Linked DNA regions of Homo sapiens: region 1 is linked to region 2. A link is an interaction called in ENCODE POLR2A ChIA-PET data of the cell type or tissue named here. Cell type or tissue: OCI-LY7. All regions are shown on one strand.

Region 1 (4,000 bases), 150 kb before region 2:
CATCATGCAAGTCATTTAGTCATTTGGAATTTCTGAGATTCTAGGCCTTTTGGTTCTAAGAAGGGCCAGGGTATTTAAAACATGGATTCTAGAACACAGTCAACTATGAGTATGGTCGAAAGCATTTGACTACCCTCTGAGTCCTCAGAGCCTACAAAATGTCACCAGGAATAGACTTTTCTTGAAACTTGTCAGATATCAGTTCCAAGCTTGTGAGGTTACATTAAATTCCCACAGACTGGAAGCATCCAAAGGCCAGGAGTGGTTGAGTCATCACCATTCCCCTTTTAGCACCTAAGCCAGTATTTCCAGTCTTTTGCCCACAGCAGGACTTTGAGAAATGGTAGATATAAAATTTCAAAAATCCTACACAGCTCCCTCAGAGGCAAAGACAACGAAATTATCCTGAGGGGCCCTTAGAAGGGGGCATATTTTGGAGTTATATTTTTTAAACACGTTAACTAGAACAAGCTCTATTTTGAAAATAAAATGCAGTTTAGATATATCCCTGAGCAACACAGCCTCTGAGGTTAAGAAATTAAATGTTACATTCCATTTTATACTCCTGGCGTTTATCAGAGAAAACAAATAAAATGTTTGTGAGCTTAGCAAGCATTCATTCATGTTTTGACCAACTGGTGAGTATCAGATACATATGTACAACCACCTGAAATTAGGAACAGGTATGTATGAAGGGGATTTGGCTTAATTGTTCATTTACCCTCTGTCACGAGTCTGTTTGGGGGACTGATGAGAAGACTATGGACCTTCCCACTGGAAGAAAATATGAGATGACCTCAGGGACAGGAGACACTCAAGGACCTCAATAGCATTTTTGTCTGTACCTTCATGTGACTTAGAGACGATTCTTCCTTTTAGTGCTGATTGCCTTCTATGTCTAACTGCTTTATCTGCGCAACTAAATTATTTGGCCCTTTGAAGGCAGGAAGAAAATCGGGTATTATGTGTGTGTCTCCTCCCCCAGCCCCTTCACAAGTCCTTCCATAATGGGCATTTGTTGGACTCGTAAATGAGGCAGGATAAGATCAGAGCATCAAAAAATAGTCTTTATGAGCCACCACCACCCTAAGCCACTTCGGCACCCAACTACAGAAACAGGAAGATACAAAAACTCTGGTATTCACTCCGAGCATACCCGAGGTTGTTATGGCACACATAGCAACACTCAAACAAATACAACAAATAAGAGGCAGCCTGGCACAATTGCTAAGGAGCCAGATTCTCTGGGCACAATCTCTCAGCTCTATGACCCTGGGCAAGTTACTTAATCTGGCTGTGCCCCAGTTTCCCCATCTATAACATGGGGATAATAGCAGCATATACCTGCACATAGTTAAGTGTTACATAAGTGCACCCTAAATAATAATTCACTGACAATAATGAGCTTAGACTAGACCATACATTCTCACCAATAGCAAAATTGCCCCCAAGGGAGCAAAAATTGGTTCTTAGAGGGGGAGGTGAAAAAACTTAGATATTACAATGATTTATAGCCCTCCAAAAAGGCAGTACTTAAACAGATGTAAAGTGTATCCATGGTACTTACAATCTAATGGGATGAGTAAAAAAAAAATGTTTAAAAAGCTTCCTTCAGGGGCAATAATAAAAAGGAAGTTCGAGAAACATTGTACAAGATGAAAAATTATAAGATTAGTCGTATTACAATTAGTCATGTATCAAACATTTTAATAACTTTGTTCCTTTAATTCACTATGTTTTGATTATATGAAACCAAATATGTTTTACTTCAACTGACCATCTGGGGTGGCAATCTACCATCTGATTACATCATTGTAACATTACATTCAGTGTTATCTTTCATTGAGATAATTCAGCTATTACTAGTCTCTCTTTGCAGATGGGAAAACTGAGGCCAAAGAGTGGTTTGCCTAAAAGTCACAACTTTAAAGGGGCAGAGTCACTGGGTTTTCTGGCTCTCAGTAAGGTGCTATTTGCAGCTCTAAGACTAGACAGAAAAAAAAAGTAGAAAGTAGAAAAATTGATTTAGATGTGTTTTGAGACATTCAAGCTAAAGGGGAAAGGTAGGAATGTTACATAGGCTATTTGGACATTTATTGCAGTTGGTATCTGGTACTATAGTTCATTATTTCATGCATAAAATATTCAAACGTTTTAGTGTTTAAAACAGATTATTGCACGCTGTAAGATAGGCAAGTGGACCAGCTAACTACTAAAATGCTGCCCACTGCCATGAATCTCTGAAATTTTCAGTATTAGGACTTGACTAGTCCTTTTAGAATGTACACATTTGTGTGTGTGTGTTTTGGATTGTGCATATTCAGGGAGAGGAGCCATATGAAATCACATTTCATCTAGCTGAAACTTAGGTCTCTAAAGCAGAGCTAAGCGAAAACAGAACAGTCCTCTGGGCCACCAAATTCAACATCACAAAGTTCACACGATGCCTAATCTCCATAGTTGTATAAAACTTTGAAATGCTCAAAAGATTTTTCAAATACATGGTCTCCTTTGATCACCATGCCATTTTTTTTGAGGGTCAGAGGACAGCCAAGGCTGTTTAATGTAAAGACGCAAACTTGAAGTTCAGAGAGTTTTGAGATGCCTCTACAGGCGCTGAGGGTTTATGTACCTTCTGTTCTGCGAGAGCATACCAGGTGCTAACTTAGAATGTGTTTTATTTTCACATACAGAAGTTGGTGACTTTGATGCTTCTGTCCTTACAAAAAGAGAAAACTTCTACAAACAGACACAAACCCAAGGCTGGAGGATTGCTTGAGATCAGGAGTTCGAGACCATCATGGGAAACACTGCAAGACCCTGTTTCTACAATTTTTTTTTAATCAGCCAGGCATGGTCGCACATGCCTCTAGTCCCAGCAACTTGAGAGGCTGAGGTGGGAGGATCGCTTGAGCCCAGGAGGTCAAGGCTACAGTGAGCTATGATTGCACCACTGCACTCCAGCCTGGGCGACAGACAGAGATCTTGTCTCTAAAAGAAAAAAAAAAAAATGCCCCAGAGTCAAAAATAAATTAACCCTATAAACCTAAGAAAACCTTACATGCTTGTATAGTTTATTGTCTTACACTGTGTCTCTAAATTTTTCATAGGCTTTAGCCCAGTGCCTAAATTAGTAACTCTTCATAGACTCTTGATTGATTAGATGAAACCAAATGTTTTACTCCAGCAGACCCATTCGAGTTAAATGAACAACAGCAAATATGGTGGCAAATCATACTGGAGAAGAGACTAGCATCATAATGTGCACCACGTTAAGTTCAGCTTGGTCTGGGAATGGCTTAGCCTTACTTGTGTAAAGCATGAACTATCTGCTGCTTCTACTCCCAATCCCTGTATTCTTGGAGAGCCTCTAAGTCTGCGTACTCAGCACACGTTGCTCTGCAGTGGCAAGGAAAATTTCTTGAAGCAGGGTCAAGGACACCAACCAAAGTCTGGAGAATTTATAGAACAAAAGATCAACATGGCTATGAGCTCATCCAGAATGAGCTACAGGACAGCAGGTTTAGGCAGGAGTCTCTGGGCATAAGAGGTCAATCAGTTGGCTGATCTTATGTCAGTGGGGACGGCCATACAGCGGTGGGCGCAAAACATCTCCCCCTGTGAGATAGCTGGATGAGCACAGTCTCCATCAGATGTGGTGTCCACAGGGTGCCCCAGAGATGCAGCAGGTGGTAAACTGTAAAGCTGTACTGCTGGCATTTAGACCAGACCTTTGTGCTTTTCTCTTGGAACTCGAGGGTTGAGCAACTCCAAAATCATCAGTAGAAGTAGATGCAAGCAGCACTTAGGTGGAACTCTTCATCTTGCGGAGGTGATGTCCACCCGTGATGGGTGGAAGAGAGCCTTGAGTCTCAGCGGAGGGTTTAGGGCTACGAGGAAACCGAGACCCCTTGAAGTCAGACCTTCTCCTGAGTATGAACTCTTATTTAGATTCCAGGTCTCCTCATCTCATTTTAGGGCCTCTTCCACCTCCACTTCC
Region 2 (4,000 bases):
AAGATAATGTGTGTTGTTGAAAACATCCCATTATTTTTAAGTAGGGAAAATTCCAGAAATTCTATCTATTCATCTCTCCTATCCAATAGTTCTTGTTTTCTATGTGAGGAAAAGTCTTCTTCTTGGAATATTTAAGAGAAAATATGCATGAGAAATATGTCAAGTCATTGCATGGATATCTACCAATGTCTGAGAAATGGCCCTTGACCTAGAGTTGCTTCCATGTTTGTTGGTGAGGTATGGTACAATACAAAGCTGGATATTTCTGTAAGTCTTTCATGCATGTACATTATACGTATGTGTATGTGTCTGTGCATTTGATGTGTGCCTGTGCATATGTATATGTGAGCATACTTGCATATGCGTGTATATGTATGTATACGTGTGTGGGTGTGCATGTGCGTGTGTGGACATGAGTGTGTGTGTGTGTGTGTGTACCATGTGTATACCATAAGTTCTGATTGCTGCTAAGGACCAGAGGCCGTCACTGGCTAGAACAGAAGGAAGAGTGTGGCCCTGAGAGGCAATGGCACCTGGGGGTAGATGGGGAAGTACAGACAAGGGTGTCCCTTGACAAGGAAATAAGTGAACTGAGGCACAAAGGCAGGAGGACCAAGAGGCTGCAGGATCCAGGGGAGATCACATGTGAATTAATCTACAACAGATTCCTGCATCCAAACCGGAACTAGGGCTTTGGGTAACGTCAGCCATAGGCTGAATAGTAGAAAAACATTGAGAATCACAGCTACACACAGGGGATTGGCATTACCAGAGAGCCTGTCTTCACTGCCCAGTAACATGCACGTGATTTACCACCTGTGCAGATGAGGCAGGGCCCACTGCTGCCACCTCCAAAGTTCCCAAAAAGAGCCCCCCACCCTCCAGTCATGTGAAGTGGGACTGCATCAGCTGAATAGGCACAGGCTGATCCCATTTAAATAATGATATGATTGTACCTCCCATTCTGCAGAGGAGGAAGCGAGGCTCGGAGAGGGGAAATAACTTGAGCCCGAGGTCACTCAGCTATAACAGATACTGAAGCAAGCCCCCGCAGCCTGTGCTGAGGGCATCTGTTTTGTGTTCTCCCTCTGCCCTGGGTCAGTGCCCATCCAGCCCTCAGCACAGCCTGGAACACCGGTGTCAGCTCTTAGTAGTTTCTCTTGGCTAAAGCGAACCCTAGAGGTGCACCACACGTAGCTCATTTTTATAAGCTCTGTAAATACCCTCTCCATTGTCTGAATATATATGGGTTTGAAAGATTTTAATTCCATGAGTACATGTTGCATTCTCTGGAACATTTCTTCACAGCATGATATGCTGGAGCTCCAGAGAAAAGGTAGGGATCAGGCCTCAGGGCCTCTCTTTCCTCCTCCTCTAGTGAGTGGTGTGCTAAGGAGGCAAACAGAGATGGAGGGAGTAGAGTGGGGAGAGTGGATGGTGTGGAGGGTCACCCACCGAAAGAACCGAGGTTCAGGCAGGGCCAGGAACTCTGCATACCAGTGCCGTGCTGACCAGTGCACCCTGAGGGTCACTGCAGAAACACACAGCAGGGCACCCTGGGGAGTGAGGCTGGGTCTTTCTCAGGAAACAGCAGGCCCCAGAGCCACAGGTTGTTTCCTGGGAACCCGCTCCTAAGTGGACTGCCCTTCGCTCCTGCCAGGCCTGGCTCCCTGACAAGTGGATTGCTGTAAAGAAACTTATTAGAAATGAGGGTGAAAATCCACTAAGGATCATCAGGGCTGCTTCCCCCTCACAGGTCTCCAGCATGCACAGAAAGTAAAGGTCTGATGCTTGGCCACTGCCAAAGGTGATCAAGTGGGACCAGGTGTCCAGAGGCCTCCTAGAACAGCTTCTGGAGGGGGAGAAGCAGGAAGGAGGGATGGGGCAGCCCCTGCCCAGCAGGGCATCTCAGCCCAACCGCAAGGACTTGCCTCTTCTTACCTTTTAATCTTAAAGATCCTTGAAAGAGATTTTCAATTTTCCTTCCTCAACCCAACAGACATGGAATGACAGTCTGAAGCTGCTTAAATTAAAAAAAAAAAAAACACATGGGAGGTAGGGTGGGGGCAGGGAGGTGCCAGGCACAGCCAGCTGCCTCAGTAGCTCCTTTGTTCTGCAAGGAGCCTTAGGGGTTGCAAAGGGCCCCACATCACCGAGGGCCCAGGCTGAGACAGAGACGGAGCCCCCACACACCACGGCACTGGCTGTGCACAGCCGCCCTCCTTTGATCACAGGTGTGTGCTCTGACTGTCATTCCACTTCAGTGACCACATAGAGCCTCTCTAGGAAGGGGACTCGACTCAGGGACTGTGACAAAGGACTGAGTGTCAGAGCCAGCTTTGTGGCCCAACACTGAAGGGATCCTCTTTCTCATTGGGAGGATTGCTTTCCTTTGCCATTCATCAGGACGATGAAGACGTGCGTGGTTGAAAGGACGCATGTGGAGCTCTGAGATGGGACTCACCGTGGGGGCCCGCTGGCTGGTGCTAGGAGGGCATTGGGAGCTCCGGTGCATTTGGATGCTCTTCAGCTGGGCACATCATTACTTCTTTTTTTTTTTTTTGAGACGGAGTCTCGCTCTTGCCGCCCAGGCTGGAGTGCAGTGGCACAATCTCAGCTCACTGCAATCTCTGCCTCCCGGGTTCAAGCGATTCTCCTGCCTCAGCCTCCTGAATAATTGGGATTACAGACATGCGCCACCACGCCCAGCTAATTTTTTTGTGTATTTTTAGTAGAGACAGGGTTTCACCATGTGGGCCACGCTGCTCTCAAACTCCTGACCTCAGGTAATCCACCCGCGTCGGCCTCCTAAAGTGCTGGGATTACAGGCGTGAGTCACCACGCACAGCCACATCATGACTTCTGAAACTGTTCCAGAAGAGAGGGCCCAAGCGGTCTGTTCATTACTCAGAATTATATCTGGAGCAAATAACAGAACCCCCCGCCTCCGCCCCCGCCCCCAAGTAACTGTGACTTAAAATGGAGACAGGTAGACATCTTTGATGTTTACAACCCAGTGTTCTGTGAGACTTGGGGCCCCTGGCTCCCTTCAGCTCACACTTCCGCATCCCTGAGGCACAGTGGTCACCCTGAGCTCAGGACGGTGTCAGCAGCAGGAGAAAGGGGTGCATGGAGATGGGGCACAGGCAGGCGCTGGTTGTCTCCTAAGGAAAACACCCCGCAACCTCCCGCAACTCTTCTGCTTAAATATATTATTGGCTGGAATTCAGTTTCATGACTTCAACTGCCTTCAAGAGAGGCTACAAAACACAGTCATTATTTTATTTTGAGACCCATCGTTCTGGCTAAATATCTAGCACCCTGGAAGAAATGGAGAAATACCAGCAAGCTCCATCACAGCCTCCTTCACCAGAAGTTTGTGCTTGTCACAAATCCTGTCCACAAATACAGCATCCTGCAACGGCTGCTGAGTTTCTTATCTCTACCAGAATTATCTTCCTAAAGCAATTGACTCATGTTCCTCCATGCTTTGAACCCTTCTGTGACTCTCCACTTTGGGAAGGAAGAATTGGAAGTTCCTATCCTGCCTCACAATGGCACAGAAGATTCAGATTGTGTGTTGAAGCTGCCCCACTTCCCCAAGCCACACTCACCCATTTCCTTCTCAGTGAGGCTCCGGCATTTTGCACCTACTACCACCATGGCTCTCATGAGATTATATCACATTGTTAAATTCCAGCAGCAAGTGGCTACTTGAACAAAATACAGACTCACAAGTAAGAAAGACACTGGCTGCCTTGGCTGTAAGACTACTGCATCCTAGAGGTAGATTGTCACAGCTGACCCTGGACCAACAATGTCCGCCTCCCCTCTTCCCAGCATCCTACTGCCCTTGTGTTACCTTGCTCTCTGGAAGGCAAAGTGGGTGAATTACACAGGCAGCAGGTGGCTAAGTCCTGTGTGCACAGTGTTAATGGATCTGGCAGGTTGATACAGCAGATGCCTGCACAGCCTGGGGACCAGGAAAAAGGAGTTTGCA

Evidence for each region. ChIA-PET counts read pairs that join two places held together with the same protein. Peaks named below come from ENCODE experiments on the same cell type or tissue, not always from the same donor. Only the 100,000 strongest peaks of a DNase experiment are listed, where the experiment ranks them.
Region 1: POLR2A ChIA-PET joins it to region 2 with 12 read pairs; 2 of 35 experiments call an interaction of 5 or more read pairs at or near these places.

The regions. Positions count from the first base shown.
Region 1 is chr18:10,447,428-10,451,427 of GRCh38, reverse strand. No RefSeq gene overlaps it. Among named protein-coding and RNA genes, the nearest start is that of APCDD1, 5.2 kb to the left of the region's middle. In OCI-LY7, no CTCF peak of the experiment used is centred here; no DNase peak of the experiment used is centred here.
Region 2 is chr18:10,295,544-10,299,543 of GRCh38, reverse strand. No RefSeq gene overlaps it. Among named protein-coding and RNA genes, the nearest start is that of LINC01254, 120 kb to the left of the region's middle. In OCI-LY7, no CTCF peak of the experiment used is centred here; DNase peaks (open chromatin) are centred at 1,013 and 2,233; H3K4me3 peaks cover 1,346 bases.